Regions from separate parts of the Homo sapiens genome. Here region 2 is linked to region 1. A link is an interaction called in ENCODE POLR2A ChIA-PET data of the cell type or tissue named here. Cell type or tissue: HepG2. All regions are shown on one strand. Each heading gives the region's core, and the rest is flanking DNA. Links, peaks and the distances in the headings are about the cores only.

Region 1 (8,182 bases), core at 1,979-6,978:
CACGAGGTCAGGAGATCAAGAACATCCTGGCCAACATGGTGAAACCCCAGCTCTCCTAAAAATACAAAAATTAGCTGGGTGTGGTGGCGTGTGCCTGTATTCCCAGCCACTTAGGAGGCTGAGGCAAGAGAATCGCTTAAACGTGGGAGGCAGAGGTTGCAGTGAGTCGAGATTGTGCTATGGCACTCCAGCCTGTCGAGAGAGCGAGACTCCGTCTCAAAGAAGAAAAAAAAGAGGTTTAATTGACTCAGAGTTCTGCATGACCGGGGAGGCCTCAGGAAACTTAAAATCATGGAAGAAGGCATTTCTTCACAGATTGGCAGGAGAGAGAATGAGTGCCAGCAGAAGAAATGCCAGACGCTAATAAAACCATCAGATCTTGTGAGAACTCACTCGTATCATGAGAACAGCATGGGGGAAACCATCCTGGTGATTCAGTTACCTCCACCTGGTACTGCCTTTGACATGTGGGAATTACAATTCAAGGTGAGATTTGGGTGGGGAAACAGAGCCAAACGGTATCATTCTGCCCCTGGTACCCCCGCCAAATCTCATGTCTTCACATTTCAAAACACAATCATGCCCTTCCAACAGCCCCACAAAGTCTTAATTCATTTCTGCATTAACCCATAAGTCCCAGTCCAAAGCTCATCTGTGACAAGGTATTACTTCGTTCTCATGCTGCTGTGAAGAAATACCCAAGACTGGGTAATTTATAAAGGACAGAGGTTTTTTTTTTTTTTTGAGATGGAGTCTCGCTCTGTCGCCCGGGCTGGAGTGCAGTGGTGCAATCTGGGCTCACTGCAAGCTCCGCCTCCTGGGTTCACGCCATTCTCCTGCCTCAGCCTCCAGTAGCTGGGACTACAGGCACCCCCCACCATGCCCGGCTAATTTTTTGTGTTTTTAGTAAAGACGGGGTTTCACCGTGTTAGCCAGGATGGTCTCGATCTCCTGGCCTCGTGATCCACTTGCCTTGGCCTCCCAAAGTGCTGGGATTACAGGCGTGAACCACCGCGCCCGGCCAGGACAGGTTTTTTTGTTTTTGTTTTTTGTTTTTTTTTCTTTTGAGACAGAGTCTCGCTCTGTCACCCAGGCTGGAGTGCAGTGGGGCGATCTCAGCTCACTGCAACCTCTGCCTCCTGGGTTCAAGCGATTCTCCTGCCTCAGCCTCCCAAGTAGCTGGGATTACAGGTGCCTGCCACCACGCCTGGCTAATTTTTGTATTTTTAGTAGAGACAGGGTTTCACTGTGTTGGCCAACCTGGTCTCGAACTCCTGACGTCAGGTGTTCCGTGCCCCCTTGGCCTCCCAAAGTGTTGGGATTACAGGCGTGAGCCACCGTGCCCAGCCGTAAACCTCTTTTCTTTATAAATTACCCAGTCTAGGGTATTCCTTCATAGCAGCATGAGAACAGACTAATACAGAACCCTCATGTACTATGGCCAGGAAAGAGGTTTAATTGACTCATAGTTCTGCATGGCTGAGGAAGCCTTAGGAAACTTACAGTCAGGGTGGAAGGTGAAGGGGAAGCAGGTACCACCTTTACAAGGTGGCAGGAAGGAGAAGTGCCAGGCAAAGGCGGAAAAGCCCCTTGTAAAATCATCAGATCTCATGATAACTCACTATCAAGAAAGCAGCATGGGGGTAGCCACCCCCATGATTCAAATTACCCCCCACCAGGTCCTTCCCATGACATGTGGGGATTATGGGAACTACAATTCAAGATGAGATTTGGGTGGGGACACAGAACTAGATGATATCATATATCATCTAGTCAAGACATTTGTCTTTTTTATTGGGTATTTGATTACGATTGTTTGATTCCTAATTCAAGTAAGGTTCACACTTTACACTGGGTGATAGAAACCTGTAAATTAAGAGACCTCAAACAAAGACAAAAACAAAAAATTAAGGGTCAGGCACAGTGGCTCAGGCCTGTAATCACAGCACTTTGGGAGGCTGAGGTGGTAGGATCACTTGAGCCCAGGAGTTGAAGACCAGCCTGGGTAATATAATGAGACTCCATCTCTACAAAAAAAAAATGTTTTGTTTTTTTTTGACTTGGAGTCTCTGGTGCTGAGGCGTGAGTGCAGTGGCATGATCTTGGCTCACTGCAGCCTCCGCCTCCTGAGTTCAAGCAGTTCTTCTGCCTCAGCCTCCCAAGTAGCTGGGATTACAGGCACCCACCACCACGCCCGGCTAATATATATATATATATATATATATATATATATTTTTTTTTTTTTTTTTTTTTTTTTTTTTTTTTTTTTTTTTGAGATGGAGTTTTGCTGTTGTTGCCCAGGCTGGAGTACGGTGTCCTGATCTCGGCTCACCACAACATCTGTCTCCTGGGTTCAAGCAATTCTCCTGCCTCAGCTTCCCAAGTAGCTGGGATTACAGGCATGCGCCACCACGCCCAGCTAATTTTTGTATTTTTAGTAGAGACAGGGTTTCTCCAAGTTGGTCAGGCTGGTCTTGAACTCCCGACCTCAGGTGATCCGCCTGCCTCGGCCTCCCAGAGTGCCTGGTTTACAGGTGTGAGCCACCGAGCCCAGCCTAATTTTTGTATTTTTAGTAGAGGCAGGGTTTCACCTTGTTGGCCAGGCTGGTCTCGAACTCCAGTGGTCTAAATCCTGACCTCAGGTGATCCACCCACCTTGGCCTCCCGAAGCGCTGGGATTACAGGCGTGAGTCACCCTACCTGGCCTACAAAAAAAAATTTTAAGATTTAAAAAATAAAACACAAGAGACCTCTTTTTTCCTTGCAATTTGTTTTTTGAATAAAGGGTCGTTTGTCCTGGCAAAGTTTCCCACAATCTGGATTTTGCGTATTGCATCCTAAGAATGGTTTTTACTCACAGCCGTTCTGACACCAAATGTGTGGGGTTTTTCCACCACTCGACGACCAGTTCTCCAGTTCTCTGGACACCAACTGGGTATCCTACAATTCAATTGAATTCTGACCGTAACTACCCAGAATTACTGCAGACTCCACAGGTTAAGGACTCAGTCCCATAAGACAGTGCCCACTTGACACACCAGTTATAAGTTCCAAATTGCCTCGTGTACTTCTGACCAACCAGCTGTAAACTGGGGTTTGCCATGACCACCTTTTCAGGTTTAATAATTTGCTAGAATGATTCAAAACTCAGGAAAGTGCTTTATTTACTGTTACTTGTTTATTATAAAAGACATAACTTCAGGAACAGCCAAATAGCTGTGTAGGGCTAGGTATGGGGGTGGGGCCTGGAGCCTCCGTACCCTCTCTGGGTGTGCCACCCTCCCGACACCTTGATGTGTTCACCACCCTAGAAACTCCAAACCCCATTGTTTAGGGGGGTTTTTGTTTTGAGACAGGTTCTCACTCTCACGCAGGTTGTAGTGCAGCGGCGCAATCTCGGCTCACTGTAACCTTCAGTTCACAGCAACCTCCGGCTCCCAGGCTCAAGCAGTCCTTCCATCTTAGCCTCCCGAGTAGCTGGGACTGCAGGCATATGCCACCGTGTCTGGCTAATATTTTCGTATTTTTGGTATAGACGGGGTCTCACCACGTTGCCCAGGCTGGTCTTAACCTCCTGAGCTCAAGCGATCTGCCCGCCTCGGCCTTTCCAAAGTGCTGGGATTACCGGTATGAGCCACTGTACCTGGTAAACTTAAATTATTTGCACAGATGTAGTTCCTCAGTGCACTAGCATTTTATTTATTTATTTTTATTTCTATTTATTTGTTTGTTTTTTTGAGACAGAGTCTTGCTCTGTCACCCAGGCTGGGGTGCAGTGATGTGATCATGGCTCACTGGAGTCTTGACCTCCCAGGCTCAAGCAATCCCCCTGCCTCAGTCTCTCGAGTAGCTGGAACTACAGGTACCACTACACTCAGCTAATTTTTGTATTTTTTATAGAGACAGGGTCTTCCTATGTTGCCCAGGCTGGTTTCAAACTCCTGGGCTCAAGTGATCTGTCTGCCTCTGCTTCCCAAAGTGCTGGGATTACAGATGGGAGCCCCCGTGCCCGACCTGGATTAGCATTTGAATAACAGCTATTTCATAAAATTCTTCTGCCTTCTGAAAAGTATTTGAGAAGGCTGGCATGGTGGCACATGCCTGTACTGTCCTGGGCCTCTTCTGGGGGAGAGTGACAGGCTTGGATTTAGAGCAGGCCCAGCCCTCCCCACCCTGGTTGGCTGTGGTTCCCAAAGATGTGTCCAGTGACCGAAGCTTGAGTCGGTGACAGCCTCTGGGTAAGCTTCCACAACCCTGGGGTTATCTGTCTGAGGCTGGGCCTAGGTCAGGCTGATGGGAGGATGGGTCAGAGGCTGCTGTGATTGGCCTTGACTCTGCCTGGTGGTTTAGCTCTGCCCTTGCTTAACCTCCAGGAGCTAGGAAGGAAGTACAAATGGGATGTGACATGATTCAGTGGAGCTGGGAGAGGGGAGGGCCCTGCTCCCACCTCCCTTTGGCCACTGGTTGGCAAATGCCTTTAGTTCAAGGTCTCTCTGATTAGGGACTTAGGACCAAGGCCTTGTGGTGGAACAGCCTCTGCTGGTGTAATTATGACCTATTGTTTCTACTGACAGCAGAATGGCCTCCCCTACCAGTTTAATTTGTGGTTTAGGGGGTACGTTTGGTGTTCTTTAACCTTGTAGAGTGTGGAGCTACTGTGGTGTGGCATGGGACAGGGGGTTTGGGCATAGCAGGAGAATTTGGCGTCAAATGGGTGAGAATCCACAGGGCATTTAGCAGAACCCCAGGTCTGGGGGCCCGTGGGTGACTTCTGTGACCTTGAGCCCCTGCAGAGCTTTCCCTGCAGTTCTGCCTTAGAGATGCTTGAAAGAGGGTTTATTGACCACTGATCACATGGCAAGTGCCCTGCAAGGCCTCTAGGGGTATGTGCGTATGTGTGCACATGCACACTGTGTATGGGTTGGCATTGAGTTGAGTGTCCTAAGGGTATGTTCCTGGCCAGAGGTGAAACTTTGACACTTGACTGGTCATGGAGGATGAATTGGTTTGCCAGGTGACCTGAGAATGGGGATGAGACATTCTAGGCAAAGAACAACACATGCCAAGATTGCTTTTATTTATTTTGAGACAGGGTCTCCCTCTGTTACCCAGGCTGGTGGCGCGATCTCTGCTCACTGCAACCTCTGCCTCCCGGGTTCAAGTGATTCCCCCACCTCAGCCTCCCAGGTAGCTGGGACTACTGGCGTGTGCCACCACACCGGGCTCATTTTTGGATTTTTAGTAGAGACAGGGTTTTACCATGTTGGCCAGGGTGGTCAAGAACTCCTGACCTCAGGTGATCTGCCCGCCTCAGCCTCAAGTGATCCACCTGCCTCATCTTCCCAAAGTGCTGGGATTACGGGCATGAGCCACCACACCTGGCCAAGACTGTTTTTAGAGATAATAACTTAGACCAGGCATAATGGCTTACACTTGTAATCCCAGCACTTTGGGAAGATGAGGCAGGTGGATCACTTGACCCAGGAGTTTGAGACCAGCCTGGGCAACATGGCAAAACCTTGTCTCTATAAAAAAATACAAAAATTAGCCAGGCATGGTGGCATGTACTTATAGTCCCAGCCACTGGGGAGGCTGAAGTGGGAGGATCACCTTAGCCCAGGGAGGTCGAATGCATTCCAGCCTGGGTGAGTGAGACCATGCCTCAAAAATAATAATAATAATAACAAGATAGAGGCACAGAGACATGACCTCAGGGTCACGCAGGTAAGAGTAGACCAGGAACTCAAATCTAGGTGTGATTTTGAAGTATGCATGGAAATTGGCCAGGAGGGCTTGTTAAAAATACAGATTGCCTGGCCATACCCCAGAATTTCTGATCCAGTAGATCTGGAGTGGGGCTTAAGATTTAGCGTTTCTAACAGGTTCCAGGTGATGCTGATGCTGCAGGTCAGGGGAACCCTGTGATGTGGACCTCACTAGGCTCTTGATTTGTGCTGTCATACTCAATCCTCATGACGGATAAGGAAACAGGCTTAGAAAGAGTCAAAGTTGTTCACTTGTCTAAGGCCAGGAGCCAAATAATGACAGGTGGCAATAGTATGGGTGGAGGGTTGTCCTTGGGTAGCAGGGAGGCTGGCTAGCACATCCTGGAGTGGAAACCTCCTGGGAAGGTGTAGTGGAGAAAAAGGATTTGAAGTTGATAGCTTGCTTGCTGGAGAGAGGGTGAACAGGCTCTTCCTTCAAGAAAGCTCCCTGGCTTTGACCTGGCGCGGTAGCTCATACCTATAATCCCAGCACTTTGACCGGGCACGGTGGCTCACACCTATAATCCCAGCACTTTGGGAGGCTGAGGCAGGCGGATCACTGGAGGTCAGGAGTTCGAGACCAGCCTGACCAACATGGAGAAACCCCATCTCTACTAAAAATACAAAATTAGCCAGGCGTGGTGGCACATGCCTATAATCCCAGCTACTCGGGAGGCTAAGGAAGGAGAATCACTTGAACCCGGGAGGCGGAGCTTGCAGTGAGCCAAGATCACGCCACTGCACTCCAGCCTGGGCAACAAGAGTGAAACTCCATCTCAAAAAAAAAAATTAAAAAAAAAAGCTCCCTGGCTTTCTGCTAACGTGTCCTTTTTGGGTGTGGTGTCAAGTCTTGCATAGCTGGACTGTGGTCTTGGAGACAGGATGCACTAAGAGTAAGAGTGATTAGTCAGAGGAGTGGGCCTGAGAACTCAGGAAAGGCTTGTGAGGGACTGAGGCTTGAGTTTTTACTTTAAACAGCGCCACTTTTTTTGTTTTGGTTTTTTTGAGACAGAGTCTCGCTTTGTCACCCATGCTGGAGTGCAGTGGCCTGATCTCAGCTCACTGCAACCTCCACCTCCCTAGTTCAAGCAATTCCCCTGCCTCAGCCTCCTGAGTAGCTGGGATTACAGGCGCACGCCACCGCGCCTGGCTAATTTTTTTGTATTGTTAGTAGAGACGGGGTTTCACCATGTTGGCCAGATTAGTCTCCAATTCCTTTATTTATTATTATTATTTTTTTTTGAGATGGAGTCTTGCTCTGTCACCAGGCTGGAGTGCAGTGGCACGATCTCTGCTCACTGCAACCTCTGCCTCCCAGGTTCAAGCGATTCTCCCACCTCAGCTTCTCGAGTAGCTGGGATTACAGGCCCCCGCCACCATGCCCAGCTTTTTTTTTTTTTTTTTTTTTTTTTGTATTTTTGGTAGAGACAGGGTTTCACCATGTTGGCCAGGATGGTCTTGACCTTGTGATCCACCCTCCTCAGCCTCCCAAAGTGCTGGGATTACAGGTGTGAGCCAGCGCGCCCGGCCAAGCATCACTTTTTAAAACAGCCAGTTTATTGAGACAGGTGCTTTGCAGGTATTGTCATTACAACCCTATGAGATAGATGTATTTTCCTCATTTTGCACATGAGGAAACCGAGTTTCTGGGTGCAGTGCTTTGCCCTTGCACCCAGCAGGTAGAGAGTGGGGCTGGACTCCAGGCTGTGGGACACTGTCCCCTGCTCTGATGCCTCATGGCCTTTCTTCCCTCTCCAGCTTATCACACAGACTTTCAGCCACCACAATCAGCTGGCACAGAAGACCCGGCGGGAGAAGAGAGCCCGGCAGGAGGCCGAGCGGCGGGAGAAGGCGGAGCGGGCGGCCAGACTGGCCAAGGAAGCCAAGTCAGAGACCTCAGGGCCCCAGATCAAGGAGCTAACTGATGAAGAGGCAGAGAGGCTGCAGCTAGAGATTGACCAGGTGAAGGGTGGGCTTCCCTTCTCCACCCCTCAGATCCCCCCTGGCACTGAGCAGTGGGGTCCTGTTGCCAACTGCTGTGCTCTTTGCCCCAGAAAAAGGATGCAGAGAATCATGAGGCCCAGCTCAAGAACGGCAGCCTTGACTCCCCAGGGAAGCAGGTGAGATGGACTGCAGGGACTTGGGATGAGCCAGGAGCTTGGAACTTACAGGAAATCTCCTGCCTACTGCTTTCTCTGGAATACCCTTCCTTATCCTATCCCCTCCCCTCCTGGCTTTGGGAATCTTCCCCATACTTTAAGATCACACTCAGAGACATTGAACCAAAGGATCCAGGTTAAAAAAATAAAAACCTGCCAGGCGCAGTGGCTCACACCTGTAATCCCAGCACTTTGGGAGGCCGAGGTGGGTAAATCACGAGGTCTGGAGTTCAAGACCAACTTGGCCAAGATGGTGAA
Region 2 (6,591 bases), core at 1-5,000, 89 kb after region 1:
AATCACATAACATATAATTCATCCTTTTTTTTTTTTTTTTTTTTTGAGACGGAGTCTTGCTCTTTTGCCCAGGCTGGAGTACAGTGGCGCGATCTCGGCTCATTGCAAGCTCTGCCTCCCGGCTTCACGCCATTCTCCTGCCTCAGCCTCCCGAGTTGCTGGGACTATAGGCGCCCGCCACCACGCCCAGCTAATTTTTTGTGTTTTTAGTAGAGATGGGGTTTCACTGTGTTAGCCGGGATGGTCTTGATCTCCTGACCTTGTGATCCCCCCATCTTGGCCTCCCAAAGTGCTGGGATTACAGGCGTGAGTCACCGCGCCTGGCATAATTCATCCATTTTTTTAAAAAAACTATTTATTTATTTATTTTGAGATGGAGTCTGGCTCTGTCACCCAGGCTGGAGTGCAATAGTGCGATCTTGGCTCACTCCAACCTCTGCCTCCTGGGCTCAAGCGATTCTCCTGCCTCAGCCTCCCAAGTAGATGGGATTACAGGCGTGCACCATGACACCCGGCTAATTTTTGTATTTTTAGTAGAGATGGGGTTTTGCCATGTTGGCCAGCTGGTCTCGAACTCCTGACCTCAAGGGATCCACCTGTCTCAGTCTCCCAAAGTGCTGGGATTACAGGCATGAGCCACCGCGCCTGGCCTATATGTTTTCATTTCTCTTCAGTATATACTCAGGAGTAGAAATGTTGGTCATAAGGTAATTTTTTTGTTTAGCCCTTTGAGGAACTGCCAGACTGTTTTCCAAAGCAGCTGCACCATTTTTCATTCTCACTAGCAGTGTTTGAGGACTCCAGTTTCTCCACATCCTCACCAACACTTGTTGATTACTGTCCTTTTTGACTATAGCCATCCTGATGGGTGTGAAATGGTGTCTCATTGTGGTTTTGACTGTATTTTCCTGATGGCTAAGGAGGTGAGCATCTTTTCATGTGCTTATCGGTCATCTGTATCTTTGGAGAAATGTCAATTCAGTTCCTTTGCCCATTTTTAAATTGTGCTATTTATTATCATTGAGTTGTAAGGGTTCTTTATTCTAGATACAGTCCCTTATATGATTTGCAAAATTTTCTCCCATTTTAATTATTAATTATTAATCCTCATATTTTATTTAATCTCTAAATTGCCCAAGACACAGCTAATCATTCCTTCTTTGTAATACTTTCTTTCTTTTTTTTTTTTGAGATGGATTCCCACTTTGTCACTCAGGGTGGAGTGCAGCGGTGCGATCTCTGCTCACTGCAACCTCTGCTTCCCAGGTTCAAGTGATTCTCTTGCCTTAGCTTCCCGAGTAGCTGGGATTACAGGTGCCCACCACCACGCCCAGCTAATTGTTGTATTTTTAGTAGAGACAGGGTTTCACCATCTTGACCAGGCTGGTCTTGAACTCCTGACCTCAGGTGATCCGCCCACCTCGGCCTTCCAAAATTCTGGGATTACAGTCGTGAGCCAATGTGCCTGGCCCCTTGTAATACTTTCTACCTTTGGCTTTTTTTTTTTTTTTTTTGAGACAGAGTCTTGCTCTGTCACCTGGGCTGGAGTGCAGTGGCGTGATCTCTGCTCACTGCAACCTCCGTCTCAGATTCAAGTGATTCTGGTGCCTCAGCCTCTGGCATAGCTGGGACTACACACGCAGGCCACCACGCCCAGCTAATTTTTGTATTTTTTGGTAGAGATGTGGGTTTCTCCATGTTGGCCAGGCTGGTCTCAAACTCTTGGCCTCAAGTGATCCACCCGCCCCAGCCTCCCAAAGTGCTGGGATTACAGGTGTCAGCCACCATGTGCGGACCTTCCCTTGCCTTCAAAGACACCACAGTGTCCTAGTTTTCCTTCTGTTTCACTGACTGCTGTGGTTTCCTCCGAATCCACTCAGCCTCTAAAGAATAAAATGCCCAGGACTTATTCCCTGGTCTTCTCTTTTCTGTCTACACTCATTCCCTTGGTGATCTCACCAGTCTCAAGCTTGAAATACCATCTCTGTGCTGGCAAATCCCAGATTTATTTATTATTTATTTATTTATTTATTTATTTATTTATTTTTTGAGACGACATCTCACTCACTCTGTCACCCGGGCTGGAGTACAGTGGTGTGATCTCGGTTCACTGCAACCTCTCTCTCCCAAAATCCCAAATTTATATATTCCAGTCCAGAGCTCTGTCTGGGACTCCAGGCTCATTTATTTAATTTTAGTCAACATCTCTACTTTCATGTTTGTAGTCATCTCAAATTTTGCACGTTCAATGTTGACTTCTCGAACTGAAGTCCTAGCAAATGGCAAATTCCAGTTCTTGGCCCCAAACTCTGAAGCCACTTTCCACTCCTTTTTCTCTCACGCTGCACTTTCTCATTCGTCAGCAAGCCCTGTGGCTCTGCCTTCAGAACCCAAACAGGCCCTGACCACATCTTGGCCCCACCTCCAGCTTACTGCCATCTCTGCGGTCTAAGCCACGCCCCACTCTCCAGGATTTTTGGAGCCTTTCTGCCGTCGTGCTTGTCGCCTACAGTGTTTTCATCCCAGCAAGCCAGTGTGATCCTTTCTAAACACAAGTCAGATCATGTCATTTTAATGCCTCCTTCTCATTTGGAATACAAGCCGAAATCTCCTCCCACACCCCTTCCCTTATCGGGGGCAGCCACACTGGCCTCCCTGATGTTCCTCAACCATGCCAGGCACGCTCCCACCTCAGGGCCTTGCGACTGCTCTTCCATCTGCCTGGCACGGTCTCCTTTGATCCCCACATGGCTGCTCTCTCAATTCCTCCAGGTCGTCTTCTCCATGTCTCCTGTTCTCAGGGAGGCCTTCTCTGACTATCCAATTAGAATGGCGCCCTCGCTCCCCACACCTGCTAGCCTCTTCTCTATTTCCAAAGCACCTAACACCATCTACCATGCTGCGTATTTACCTATTTATTGCCCCATTTCCCGCCCCTGGAACCAAAGCTCCAGGAGAGCAGGGATTTTGTTTTCTATGTAATCCAGCACCTGGAAACCTGTGTGTGCTCAGTAAATATTCACGGGATGAGTGAAGGTGAGACAGGACTAACATGGGTCGCAGAAGAATGGAAAATTCCAGGCAGCAGTTTCACATGACTAGCAAAAGGAAGCTGTTGAAATAACTGCAGAAGCTAGGGGCTCATAAGACCCTGAACAATCAGGGCATGGAGCAAGCTGGCTGAGACCAACTGGACACAGCATGGTGCTGGATTTGACCCAGGTTTCTCCTAGGACCTCATTATACGCTTATTAACATACTAAAAATCACACACCCACCAGCACCACTATAGTTCCCATATTTGGTGTAAAAATGGGTGGCACCACAGTTCCAAGAAATCTCCACCTTTTTCCAGTAACTTTCATAAATATTCCACCCCTTGGTTAAAGAAACCTATAAAAATAGAAACCACAGCTGGGCACAGTGGCTCACGCCTGTAATCCCAACACTTTAGGAGGCCAAGGTGGGCAGATCACATGAGATCAGGAGTTTGAGACCAGCCTGGCCAATATGGTGAAACCCCGTTTCTACTAAAAATAAAAAATTAGCCGGGCGTGGTGGCACGTGCCTGTAATCCCAGCTACTCGGGAGGCTGAGGCAGGAGAATCACTTGAACCCGGGAGGCGGAGGTTGTAGTGAGCCGAGATCATACCGTTGCACTCCAGCCTGGGCAACAAGAGCGAAACTCTGCCTCAAAAAAAAAAAAAAAATAGAAACCACAAAGCCCCTTGTGTGACTTTCTTGAGTACACCCACACTCCCCTCTTGAGTGTGTGTACTTTTAAAACATTTTTAAAAATATTTTTGAGACAGGGTCTCACTCTGTAGCCCAGGCTGGGAGTGCAGTGGCACAATCACAGCTCACTGCAGCGTCAACCTCCAGGGCTCAAGCCAGCCTCCCCTGTCAGCCTCCTGAGTAGCTGGGACTACAGGCACTCGCCACCACACCCAGCTAAGTTTTGTATTTTTTGTAGAGATGTTGCCCAGGCTGGTCTTGAACTCCTAGGCTCAAGCGATCCGGGATTACAGACATAAGCCATCGTGCCCAGTCAAAGCTCCAGTTCTTCTTCTTTTTTTTTTTTCTTTTTTTTTTGAAACAGAGTTTCTCTCTTGTTGCCCAGGCTGGAGTGCAATGGCGTGATCTCGGCATACCGCAACTTCCACCTCCAGGGTTCAAGCGATTCTCCTGCCTCAGCCTCCCAAGTAGCTGGGATTACAGGCATATGCCACCACGCCTGGCTGATTTTGTATTTTTAGTAGAGATGGGGTTTCTCCATGTTGGTCAGGCTGGTCTTGAACTCCTGACCTCAGGTGATCCACCCACCTTGGCCTCCCAAAGTGCTGGGATTACCGGCGTGAGCCACCATGCCCGGCCAAAGCTCCAGTTCTTATCCCATCTTGGCCTCTTATTGGCTGGGTGACCTGGGTGCGAACCCTTCCCCTTCACTGAGCCTTGGTGTTCTCCTCTATTCATTAGGTCATCACCATCTACCTCTCAGGGCTAGCATAAAAGACCCAGTGTGTGAGCAGTGTCTGGTATGTAGTCAAGGCTGGCTTGCCCTCCTCAGAAACTGCCAATTTGCTAATTTGGTACAAGCTTCAGACAGGTGTGGATTTCGGTGGTGCGGGGATACAGGGGAGTGGAGAAGGAAGGTGGAAGAGAGAGGGACACCAGAGAAAGCAGACGAGGCCCTGAGAGAGAATCTGCAGGGCCAGAGGCTGGAGTCTGAAGACCAAGATAGGCACAGAAGCCTGAGCTGTCCCTGGCACGATGTGAGCAGGGCAGATGTTCCAATCTCCCTTCCCTCAGGTGTGGAGCGGCTCATGAAGCCCCTCCCTGTCTAGAAGCTGGTTCGGCCCATCTGATCCGACCCTGCAGGGAGGCAGGCAGAGGTGAGTGGTGAGAAAGCCCATTTCACAGGTGAAGAAACTGAGGCTCAGGAAGGTGGCGATTTGCGTCTCTATCTCATCTCGCCTGCCAGGGTAGAAGCTCCTCAGATTCAAGCGCCATTTAGTTCCTGCTTCTGTTTCCTCAGAGCCATGCTGTTGATTGAAAACAGGAGTGAGTGTTCCTCAGTGGGTTCCCAGCCCCAGCAGGCCTCACGCCCCCTTTTGTAACAAGTATCTTGCAATGCCCCTTTCCTATAATGGAATACAATTCATAGATTATGTGGTCTATTTATACACTACTAATTTTTTTTTTTTTTTGAGATGGAGTTTCACTCTTATTCACTCTTATTGTCCAGGCTGGTGTGCAATGGCGTGATCTTGGCTCACTGCAACCCCTTCCTCCCGGGTTCAAGTGATTCTCCTGCCTCAGCCTCCCAAGTAGCTAGGATTACAGGCATGTGACACCACGCCTGGCTAATTTTTTTCTTTTGTTTTGTTTTGTTTTTTTTTAAGATGGAGTCTCACTCTGTCGCCCAGGCTGGAGTGCAGTGGCGTGATCTCGGCTCACTGCAAGCTCCGCCTCCTGGGTTCACGCCATTCTCCTGCCTCAGCCTCTCGAGTAGCTAGGACTACAGACGCCCACCACCATGCCCGGCTAATTTTTTTTGTATTTTTAGTAGAGGAGACGGGTTTCACTATGTTAGCCAGGATGGTCTTGATCTCCTGATCTTGTGATCCGTCCGCCTCGGCCTCCCAAAGTGCTGGGATTACAGGCGTGAGCCACCGCGCCTGGCCGACGCCTGGCTAATTTTTGTATTTTTAGTAGAGACGGGGTTTCACCATGTTGGCTACGCTGGTCTTAAACTCCTGACCTCAGGTGCGCCTCGGCCTCCCAAAGTGCTAGGATTACAGGCGTGAGCCACTGCGCCCAGCCTATTTATTTATTTATTTTGAGACAGAGCCTCGCTCTGTTGCCCAGTCTAGAGTGTAGTGGCTCAATCAAGGGTTACTGCAACCTCTGCCTCCTGGGCTGAATCTATTCTCCCACCTCAGCCTCACCAGTAGCTGAGACTACAGGTGCACGCCACCACACCTGGCTAATTTTTTTTTTTTTTTTTTTTTTTTTGTAGAGACTGGGTCTCACAGTGTTGCCCAGGCTGGTCTTGAATTCCTGGGCTCAAGTGATCCGCCCTCCTCGGCCTCCCAAAGTGCTGGGATTACAAGCATGAGCCACCGTGCCTGGCCTTGGCCTTGTCTGTCTTTTTTTTTTTTTTTTTTTTTTTTTTTGAGACGGAGTCTTGCTCTGTCACCAGGCTGGAGTGCAGTGGCGCGATCTCGGCTCACTGCAACCTCTGCCTCCTGGGTTCAAGCGATCCTCCCTGCCTCAGCCTCCCGAGTAGCTAGGACTACAGGCGCACGCCACCAAGCCCAGCTATTTTTTTTTTTTTTTTTTTTTTTTTGGTATTTTTAGTAGAGACGGGGTTTCACCACGTTGGCCAGGGTGGTCTCCATCTCTTGGCCTCGTGATCAGCCGGCCTCGGCCTCCCGAAGTGCTGGGATTACAGTCGTGAGCCACCGCGTCTTTTTAAACCTGTAAATACTCAGGCCTACTCTTGTAGAAAAAAGGCTTCTCAAATTTGAAAGTGCCCGGGAGCCACCTGGGGCACATTCCTTGGAATGTGCAGGTTCTGAGTCAGCAAGT

The links. ChIA-PET counts read pairs that join two places held together with the same protein. Peaks named below come from ENCODE experiments on the same cell type or tissue, not always from the same donor. Only the 100,000 strongest peaks of a DNase experiment are listed, where the experiment ranks them.
Region 2: POLR2A ChIA-PET joins it to region 1 with 6 read pairs; 5 of 35 experiments call an interaction of 5 or more read pairs at or near these places.

Annotation. Positions count from the first base shown.
Region 1 is chr1:26,933,934-26,942,115 of GRCh38, forward strand. NUDC (nuclear distribution C, dynein complex regulator) reads left to right here. Exons shown (of 9, transcript NM_006600.4): 3 at 7,524-7,727; 4 at 7,820-7,885. Among named protein-coding and RNA genes, the nearest start is that of NUDC, 16 kb to the left of the region's middle. In HepG2, for the core only: no CTCF peak of the experiment used is centred there; a DNase peak (open chromatin) is centred at 4,408.
Region 2 is chr1:27,024,795-27,031,385 of GRCh38, forward strand. No RefSeq gene overlaps it. Among named protein-coding and RNA genes, the nearest start is that of TENT5B, 15 kb to the left of the region's middle. In HepG2, for the core only: no CTCF peak of the experiment used is centred there; a DNase peak (open chromatin) is centred at 3,017; H3K4me3 peaks cover 1,180 bases.